Linked DNA regions of Homo sapiens: region 2 is linked to region 1. Evidence: chromatin loops called from intact Hi-C (ENCODE). Cell type or tissue: tibial artery. All regions are shown on one strand. Links, peaks and the distances in the headings refer to the core of each region. The heading gives the core; the rest is flanking DNA. Region 1 overlaps SYNPO2 (synaptopodin 2). Region 2 overlaps SYNPO2 (synaptopodin 2).

The links. A loop is a pair of places that touch in the nucleus more often than their neighbours do. Peaks named below come from ENCODE experiments on the same cell type or tissue, not always from the same donor. Only the 100,000 strongest peaks of a DNase experiment are listed, where the experiment ranks them.
Region 2: a loop joins it to region 1, with 3 times the contacts of the local background. A loop is called at or near these places in 1 of 110 quality-filtered maps.

The regions. Positions count from the first base shown.
Region 1 is chr4:118,912,934-118,918,318 of GRCh38, forward strand. All of the region lies in intron 1 of SYNPO2 (synaptopodin 2), which reads left to right. Among named protein-coding and RNA genes, the nearest start is that of SYNPO2, 27 kb to the left of the region's middle. RefSeq lists an enhancer at 4,271-4,771. In tibial artery, for the core only: no CTCF peak of the experiment used is centred there; no DNase peak of the experiment used is centred there; H3K27ac peaks cover 5,000 bases.
Region 2 is chr4:119,028,391-119,033,775 of GRCh38, forward strand. SYNPO2 (synaptopodin 2) reads left to right here. Exons shown (of 5, transcript NM_133477.3): 4 at 1,455-3,637. Among named protein-coding and RNA genes, the nearest start is that of SYNPO2-AS1, 46 kb to the left of the region's middle. RefSeq lists an enhancer at 3,282-3,781. In tibial artery, for the core only: no CTCF peak of the experiment used is centred there; a DNase peak (open chromatin) is centred at 3,106; H3K4me3 peaks cover 5,000 bases; H3K27ac peaks cover 5,000 bases.

The DNA of each region.
Region 1 (5,385 bases), core at 161-5,160:
AATTTTCCAAGTTGGGTCTATGACCATTAGAAGAGTTATTTCAAGGCAAAATCAACCATACTTCCCAGGTTTATGGATTCCAACTAATTGTTAGCATTAGCTTTTGATATTCATTTTAATTCAGTAAGCATATACTTACTGTTTGCTTTGTGCAACAGTACTATGCTAGGTTCTAGGGTGAAAAAGACATTATCCTTGCTCTTAAGAAATTTTCATGGAAAAGGCAGATTTATAACTATTATACAAGATGACAAGGCTTTAAAGAGAGGAATATATTAATATAATGTATTATGAAATACAAATCATGAAAAAATTAATTCTGCATAGTATCATCAGGGAGCAATAAAGAGAAGTGTTAACATTCAAACTAGACCCTGATGTCTGAATTGGACCGAGAACTTCCAGACCTAGGGAGTACCTGGAGCAATGACACAGAAGGCTTGCAAGATCATGGCATGTCAATGAATGGCAAGAAGTCTGTAGAGACTAAACTTTTTCAAGAACATTCCAGCTCTGGTGTTATAGTTTCAGTTACAGTATTGTGAGAAAGGTCAGTGAATTATGTATAAAACAGAATTCAAATAGCTAGAATTCAAAATGCTCATCTTGAGCCTTCTTTCATTTATTGTTTGTGTGTGTGTGTGTGTGTGTGTGTGTGTGTGTGCAGCAGAAAAACTCATTGGTGTGTTCCTGTAATAACATTCAAGCTCTACACTCATTTTCCATAGTTTGTGTGAGGTCTTTGTGTCAGGGTCGCAGGAAAACATTGTGAGAAAAGCCATAATGAAGATCTTGCTACCTCACCATCATGGAAAGGGTTAAAAGATACTTTTACAACTTCTGAGTTTATTAACTCAAAGAACCAGGTTTAAAAGTCTCTGTCTTCTTCCTTTCAAATGCATCATCTTATTCATTAAAAATTATTTCTCCCAAATTCTTATTAAAGATTTCTAAACAGGGAGATGACATTATCTGATGCATACTTGGGTAGATGACTGATGGCAATGTGGAAATGGATCAAAGGGTGGAGCTTGGAGAATGGTGATTACCATACGCCATGTGAGAAATAATAGGATTCTAGATCACGCCCATAGCACCAGGGCTGAAAAGGAAGAAACATAGACAAATTAGAAGGATATAGGATATGGATGGTGGGGTCAGGAGAGGAGTGGACAGTAATTTGATTGTTTCATCTTGGATGACAAAGGGATGGATGTTGGATTTATTGAGAGATTGTATTAGAGGACGATGAGCAATTATAGAAAAAAATAAATTTAATTTTAAATAAATTGAATTTAAGTTATCTATAGAGCATACAGAAGGAGATTTTTAATGCAGAATTAAGAGTATCAGTCTGGGTTCAGGAGAATGGCCAGGGCTAGAGGAAATCTAGGGATAATAGCTGAAATACCTGAAGCAAGAAGCCAAGAGAACAGAGTATGTACAGAAAATTGGAGAAGACCAATAATTAAAGTATGGACAGAGAAAGAAGAGTCAATGGAAAAAAGTTAAAATAAGTCATTAGAAAGATAGAAAGAGGATAAGTATTTCTGGTAAGTTTAAAAAGGAGAGTATTTCAAGGAATTATTTATTAGTGACAGATATTGTGGGTTCAATGAAGAGGTTGGTAAGAAGACCACACATTTGATATCTGGGAGGGTTTTTTTGTGATATTTCTCAATAAAATGATAGGGATGGAAGCCACATAATAGTTGGCTGAGAAATGAGAATTAGAAGACAGCAAGTGGAGACATAGAGTCTAGATAATTATATTTAAAGTTTGGCAGTAAAGGAAAGACAGCAAATAAAATGTAATTGGTGAGAAAACAGGAAGAGTGAAGATGGCACCTACTTGAGGGAAAAGATGGCCCAGGAAAGTGTTTCTTAGAATATTGGTAGGAGAGGGAGAAAGACTGAGTAAGACAGGGTAGTTACTCTTGTAGCAAAACTAGTGGAGTTGGAAAGGATTAGAATTCACTGAAGTTTGTGCTTAATATGTTTATGTTTTATATACTTCATTTTGATATTTGGAAGTATTTATTATATAATGAAAAATACTAGATGCAAAAAAGTTCTACAAAAAAAAAAACAGAAAAATCAATGAATAAGGTCACTGTCTGAAAGCCTTCTAAAGCATTTGAGCCATAGATCATGAATTTTTAGTTATTTAAATTTATTTTTAAATTTTACTTTGGATAACAGGAATACGAGAGCTGAAAAATTATAATTCTTAGTTCATAGCACACTTCTTAAATTATTTCTAATAATATCATAAACATATGTAATACCAACTCCCCAAACAAAAACTAAGATAATACCTGATGTCTGACATTAACGACCTCAACCCCAATATTATCACCCTGCCTCTCCCCACCTGAGGTAACTGTCATTCTGAATTCTATTCCATTACTTACCTTTCTTTTTATATAGTTTTATTGAATATTTACACATTCCTAGAAAGTAGATATTTTTATTTTAGTTGGTTTTAGCTTTTTTAAAAGGGTACCATGCTGTATGTAATCTTCGGGACTTGTTTTTCCACTTAAGATATTACCACTAGGATTTATCCATATGGCTGTAACTCTGGTTAATTTATTTTTTCTAATGTGTAATATTTCATTGTGTGAGTATCCCGCAGTTCACTCACCATTCTCTTGTTGATGGGCATCTGGGTTGCTCCAGGTTTTTGCTATTGTGAACACGTGTTACTAGAACATGTTTCCTCTTGTACATGGGCAAAGACTTCTTTTAGTTGTATACCCAGGAATGGAATTGCTGGGTCATAGGTTTGTAAATGATCATGCTTAGGAGAAAATGCCAAACTCTTGTTCAAGTTGATGCATGATTTTACATTTCCACCAACAATATAAAAGGCATCCTGCGGCTCTACAACTTCTTAATGCTTCATTTTATTAGACTTTTTATTTTTTTATTTTTATTTTTGCCATTTTGCTAGATATAAAATGGTACCTAATTGTGGTCTTGATTTCTATTTTCATGACTACCACGTAAATTAAATATCTCTTCATACATTTATTGGCTGTGTGTTCTTTAGAACATTTTTACATTAAATTGTTTGTGTTATTGATTAGTACAAGTACTTTATATAATTTTCATATTACGCTTTGTTCATTGTATATATGGTGAATGACCTTTCTATATTATAACCCATATTTTCATGTTATTTAAGGTTTCTTTTGATGAATAACAATTTTAATATGTCAAACTTAGGGTTTTTTGGGTTTTTTTTTTTTTCTGAGACAGAATCTTGCTCTGTCATCCAGGCTGGAGTGCAGTGGTACAATCTTAGCTCACTGCAGCCTCAACCTGCTGGGCTCAAGTGATCCTCTCACCTCAGTCTCCTGAGTAGCTGGGAATAAAGGCACGCACCACCACACCCAGCTGATTTTTGTATTTTTTGTAGAAATGGGGTTTCACCATGTTGGCCAGGCTGGTCTCGACCTCCTGGGCTCAAGTGATCCACCCCCCTCAGCCTCCCAAAATGCTGGGACTACAGGGGTGAGTCACAGAGCCTGGCCTATTTTTTTCTTTTATAGTTAATGGTTTCAGGTTTTGTTAGAGAAATCTTTTGCTACTCCAAGTCTAAGAAATATAAACCTATTACTTACTATTAGATCTTGAGTTTTAAAATTATTATTTTAAAATGTTTTCTTAAAATGTTTTACCATATATTTTTATAATAAACTTTTTATTCTTAGATATAATGCTGTTTTTGAAGTTTCAGAGCATTTCTGCTTTCTTTTTCTTCTTCCTCTTCCTCTTTTATTTTTCTTTCTTTTTTTTTTTTTTTTTTCTAGAAACAGGGTCTTACTCTGTCCCCCGGGCTGGAGTGCAGTGATGCAGTCATAGCTCACTGCAGCCTTGAACTCCTTGGTTCAAGTAATCCTTCAACTTCAGCCTCTTAAGTAGCAAGGGCTACAAAGATGCGTCACCATGCCTGGCTAATCTTTTTTTATTTTTAGTAGAGACAGAGTCTTGCTCTGTTGTCCAGGCTGGTCTCCAGCCCCTTGCCACAAGTAATCCTCTTGCCTCAGCCTCTCAAAGTGTTGGGATTACAGGCCTGAGCCACCGTGCCCCGCCCTTCTGCTGTTTTCAAAAAATTTGTTTTAATCATCTTGGAGATGTAAAGTCATTTGATTAAAACACAAAGAAACAGGCCAGGCACAGTGGCTCACACCTGAAATTCCAGCACTTTGGGAGGCCAAGGCGGGTGGATCGCCTGACGTCAGGAGTTTGAGACCAGCCTGGCCAACATGATGAAACCCCGTCTCTACTAAAAATACAAAAAAATAGCTGGGTGTGGTGGCGAGTGCCTGTAATCCCAGCTACTTGGGAGGCTGACAGGAGAATCGCTTGAACCCAGGAGGCAGAGTTTGCAGTGAGCCAAGATCGCACCATTGGACTCTAGCCTGGGTAATAAGAGTGAAACTCCATCTCGAACAGAAAACAAACCAACCAACAAACAAAAAAAACAAAGAAACAAACAACAAAAAAGAAACAAACAAAAGAAACTCACCTTAAATTCAGAGAATTCAACCATGGTAATCTCTTCAATGAATAATAGTGTCAGAGTTTTGTGATTCAATAGATGAAAATCCAGCTTTTTAATTTTTGAATTCTTCTTCTGTAGCTTTGCTGTTAGAAATAGAAACAATTTGGTCAAAACCAAAACGTGGTTTCATGCTATGTAAATACATGTGCATATATGAATGTTTGTCCCTTATTATATGTGACTTCCAGGCAGCAATGCTAATACAATATTTCAATCTGTAAGAACGATTTTGTGTTACTAAATAGGCATCATCATTTATGCTTTTGAAAAGAGATTTTTTATTATGCCATGAGTCATTTCTCTAGTCCATTCTGAGACACTGATAAAAAAGATTTGTGATAGAAATACTTTGGTATAATGTAAGGAGAATAACATGATTGCAAAATATTGGAAAAATAGCTAAATATATAGTAGCAGGCCCTATATACTAAATTTTTACATTCTGTCACTTTCTAAATTCAAAGAACAAAAAAGTTAGAAGTACAAACTGAATTGGCAGTTTTCCCATCAAATTGTTGAGTTAGGTAGAAGAGAAAGTAGGTGAAGAGTGCCTGCTGCATGAGCTTACCTTTAGCAATCCTTCCCATTCAGCTTTTTATACAAATTCTTTGCCATACAAATTCCACATTATAAAAACTTTCTAGAAACTGAAAGTTCTTTTTTTAAACTTTAAAAAATCCATTTTTTAAACAATGTTTGCCAACATATAATTCCAAACTGAAACCAGATGTCTTAATGTTTGCTGAAAAAAGTTATTTTATCATTTCACATGTACCCAGGTGTGTATATTTATATAATTTGTTTATATGTAA
Region 2 (5,385 bases), core at 233-5,232, 120 kb after region 1:
GCATAACCATTTGTAGCTTTATTGGCAAGTGCTGTTAATCATTCCTTATACTTTAAGCATCTGTAGGCCATCTTCACATTTATAGCATATTAAACAAGAGTATTGAGACACCATTCACATACTTTACATGTTGGCAGTGAAGTTAGCAGCAACTGTGCAACTGTGACTGTCAATTTAATAAGTTGTATAACACTAGTCAAAAAAGGAATTCTATTTAGTAATAACCACAGTTTCAACTATTTTTCTCTAGAAAATTCGATCACCAGTAAATGCCTGTAATCATATTATAAAATTATTTCCTTGGATTATATTTTATTTAAAAAAAATTAACCATTAAGTCTGTGACAAAAAGAGCTAATTTTCAATCATAAAATAGTCAAAAATTTTTTCTTAATTTTCCACTTAACTGTTTTGAGGAATTAAAAAATTTAGGGGACTCACAGTCATTATCATTGAAAATATGATATAACTATAAATTATAAATGATAGATGCTATATGTTTAGTTGCTATAATTTGCCACCCATTTCTTTTTTATAATAGTAATAATGAAAGAAAATTTTAAATATTTTTATTTTTATAAAATAAAAATCATATTCTTGTTTTAAATGACTTAATTTCTGCATCAGTTTTTACACAGTTAAGTGGGTCACAAGTCAATTTTTAAATTTCTCCAAGGTTTATTCTTGCTGCAAGGAAAGTAATATTGTATTTCCAAAATAGCAATACATTTACAAACAAATCTGTCTAGAAAACTTTGTAGCTAGAGTTTCTTATATGTATTTACAATAATGTCATATTTTGAATTTTAATTATTGATTCAGTACCTTCAATGATTAATTCAGTGTTTTGAATTTATATTAATCCAGTAGCTGTGAGTGGAAAGATTTGGGGTGGTTGTCAGGGTAAAAAAAGAAAAAAGAGAAAGAAGAAAACCTAAATAGCTAAATTCATTACATTAAAACATTTAGAAAATTTTAAAACATCTTCTTGGGACGCTCCTCCCTTTTTAAGATTCCTGGAAACAGTTTTATATTGACACTTTATTTTAAAATATGGAAGTATGAGATATGTCTCATCTTGTTTTTCAGAAAATATTATGTCTTTAAATTATGTCCTTCTTAATTCTAATTTTATCCTATTAATTGACATTTACTAGCCAGTTTTTATTATTAAAGTGGAAGGATCTCTAGAGAAACAAATGTATGAAACATATATTCTAATCAGCATATATAAAATATTTTTATGTAAACAAATAGAACAGTATATTATTGTAGAAGGAAACATGTTAAGAGAAATAAGAAAAAGAAATGTGTTGGATTCCTTCAAAATTCTGTACTCAATGGCAATTTTTTACATATTTATTTTCCCCCAGGAGAGTTCATTTCTGAGTTGCTGTGGTGTCTTCCTTGAACTCATCAGCTCAATATAATTTTTTTTTTTTTGCTTTCCCTAGGGCTCAGGAGGAGTGAAAGCCTGTCAGAAAAACAAGTGAAGGAAGCAAAATCTAAATGCAAAAGCATTGCCCTTCTTCTAACGGATGCTCCCAACCCCAACTCCAAGGGGGTGTTGATGTTTAAGAAGCGACGTCGGAGGGCCAGGAAATACACCCTAGTTAGCTACGGTACTGGCGAGCTTGAGCGAGAGGCGGACGAGGAGGAAGAAGGTGACAAGGAGGATACATGTGAAGTAGCATTTCTTGGTGCAAGCGAATCAGAGGTGGATGAAGAGTTATTGTCTGACGTTGACGACAACACACAAGTTGTGAACTTTGACTGGGATTCTGGACTGGTGGACATTGAAAAGAAACTGAACAGAGGGGACAAGATGGAGATGTTACCAGACACCACAGGCAAGGGAGCCCTCATGTTTGCCAAGAGGAGGGAGAGAATGGATCAGATCACAGCCCAAAAAGAAGAGGACAAGGTAGGTGGAACGCCAAGCAGAGAACAAGATGCTGCCCAGACCGATGGCCTGAGAACCACGACTTCTTACCAAAGAAAGGAGGAAGAGTCGGTAAGAACGCAGAGCTCTGTGAGCAAAAGCTACATCGAGGTGAGTCATGGTCTTGGCCATGTTCCCCAACAGAATGGCTTCAGTGGGACATCTGAGACAGCAAACATCCAGAGGATGGTCCCCATGAATAGAACGGCCAAACCCTTCCCAGGGTCTGTGAATCAGCCAGCTACCCCCTTCTCGCCAACCCGAAACATGACGAGTCCCATTGCTGACTTTCCTGCACCTCCACCTTACTCTGCAGTCACTCCTCCCCCTGACGCCTTCTCCAGAGGGGTTTCAAGTCCGATTGCTGGCCCAGCACAGCCCCCTCCATGGCCCCAGCCTGCCCCGTGGTCCCAGCCAGCCTTTTACGATTCGTCTGAGCGAATAGCTTCCCGAGATGAGAGGATCTCAGTGCCAGCAAAAAGAACAGGAATATTGCAGGAGGCCAAAAGGAGAAGCACGACAAAACCCATGTTTACTTTTAAAGAGCCCAAAGTAAGCCCAAATCCTGAACTCTTGTCACTCCTTCAAAATTCAGAAGGCAAACGGGGCACTGGAGCTGGAGGTGATTCCGGACCGGAAGAAGACTACCTCAGCTTGGGGGCAGAGGCTTGTAATTTCATGCAAAGCTCCTCTGCCAAACAAAAGACCCCTCCTCCTGTTGCTCCAAAACCTGCAGTCAAGTCCTCATCCTCCCAACCAGTAACTCCAGTTTCCCCAGTCTGGTCTCCAGGAGTGGCTCCCACCCAACCTCCTGCCTTCCCCACATCCAACCCATCAAAGGGCACCGTTGTCTCCTCCATCAAAATAGCCCAGCCTTCTTACCCTCCTGCCCGGCCTGCAAGTACTTTGAACGTGGCTGGTCCCTTCAAAGGACCACAAGCAGCAGTAGCCAGTCAGAATTACACACCCAAACCAACAGTTTCCACACCAACAGTCAATGCTGTTCAGCCTGGTGCAGTGGGACCATCCAATGAGCTTCCAGGAATGAGTGGGAGAGGAGCTCAGCTCTTTGCTAAAAGGCAGTCGAGAATGGAGAAGTATGTGGTCGATTCAGACACGGTGCAGGCCCACGCTGCTCGAGCTCAGTCTCCCACTCCATCTCTCCCGGCCAGTTGGAAGTACTCCTCCAATGTCCGAGCACCTCCTCCTGTGGCCTATAATCCTATCCACTCGCCGTCTTACCCACTGGCTGCTCTCAAGTCTCAGCCATCAGCTGCACAGCCCTCCAAAATGGGCAAGAAAAAGGGAAAGAAACCCCTCAATGCATTAGATGTCATGAAGCACCAACCGTATCAGCTCAATGCATCCTTGTTTACTTTCCAACCTCCAGATGCAAAGGATGGCCTCCCCCAGAAGTCATCAGTCAAGGTCAATTCAGCCCTGGCCATGAAGCAAGCTCTTCCTCCCCGGCCAGTGAATGCTGCCTCACCTACGAATGTGCAGGCTTCGTCAGTGTACTCGGTACCAGCCTATACCTCTCCTCCTTCCTTCTTTGCAGAGGCCTCCTCACCAGTCAGTGCATCCCCAGTGCCTGTGGGCATTCCCACCTCGCCAAAGCAAGAATCAGCCTCATCATCTTATTTTGTGGCACCAAGGCCAAAGTTCTCAGCCAAGAAAAGTGGTGTCACAATTCAGGTGTGGAAACCATCTGTTGTGGAAGAGTAATCTTGTAGCTGAAGCTGAGTGTCCACTTTGCTTGAAATGAATTGTTTGCAGTGTTTCTTGAGTCCCTGAGAATGCCTAGCAAAGTCCTCAACTTACTTAATTTCAGATATGTCACCTCCTAATCTGGGTCCAAGGAGTATAATATTTTTAATGAGTCAAAAATCCAACTCAGATTGACCTAAAATATATTTATCTTCTTTGCACACTTAAAAAATCCAGGAGCACCCCAAAATAGACATGTACCGTTATATTAAGTAAGCAGGAGACTTAGGATTTGTGCTGTAGCCACAAGAAAGACAGTGATCAGTGATATCAAACATCAGGAATCAGCCTTTATGTAACATAACAGCTGTCCTCCTATGGTGAAAGGTTCAAATGTAGTGAAGGTATAACCTATATTGACTGAGATTTCCCTTTTAGGTAGTGCCTTATCTCTATTACTAGTGTTAAAGGAATAAGGAATCTATGAAGGACAGGGAGCAGCTCTGGTCTGTCAATCTCAGCCACCTGTTTGATATCACAGAGAAGATACTCGGAGGATTGTTGGAATGTATATAGTTTAGTAAGAAGTGGGTAAGAAAGAGGGTCTTAATTACTGAGCACTTATTATGTATTAGGTTCTTTGCCAGATGTTTTTACATATATAAACTCATTTCAGAAAACTTATTTAAAGTAAATGGGGCCGGGTATGGTGGTTCATGCCTGGAATCCTAGCACTTTGGGAGGCTGAGGTAGGAGGACTGCTTGAGGCCGGGAGTTGGAGACCAGCCTGAGCAACATAGTGAGACCCTGTCTCAATAATAATAATAATAATAGTAATAATGAAGTAAATGGGATAAGGAAAGAAGGATAATTATCTTTAAAGGTTGATTCCCACCCTCCCTCCCCAGTTACTTAAGGAACTAAGTGAGTACATCTCCAGTTGCCCATGAAAGCATAAGTTTGTTTTCCTCAGCTGAGGCAAGTGGTAGAGTATACAGGATAACGAAGTAACATGTAAAAGGCAGGACGCACATAAAGGTGTACATGGCTATTGTTTCACCTGGAGAAACCACATGATTGGGACCTGAAGGTTTACTGACTGACTACAGGGGCTGATTGTGAAGCACGAGGAACCCCATGTGTGTGGAGACTGTAGGGTGAGAGCACACAATTATTAGCATCATTTCTGAGTGATCTCACAGATTTTTTTTCTTGTGTTTGCTTTGCTTTTTGACAACTGCTTCTCCCACGTTCCTTGCAATTCTATTCTCTCACCTTCACTTTACTATTTGTATTCGATGGACCAGGATAATTCAGGCAAGGTTACCTTGTAAACTTTAATTGGCCACACACCATGTTGTCACCCAGCTGGCTATGAAGTGAATAATGGTACTGAAAGTAAACCTGAAGACCTTTCTCAGATCTATTTTAAGTCTGAGTCTGACCAACCATGGAAAATATTCGACATGAATTAATGTAGAGAACTATAAAGCATTTATGACAGCTCCAAGAAAAATCATCTACTCTATGCAGGAGATATGTTTAGAGACCTCTCAGAAAAACTTGCCTGGTTTGAGGGTACACAGTACCATTTTAATCTTCTGAAAATATCTGTATTCCTGCTCTTTTTCTGCTGTCACTGTCAATCTGCTATATTTTTCACTATCCTATTAAAATATTACTGTCTCCTTTATCTGTTCAATGTCCATATTTTAAAAAAATCTTCCTTGTATGAG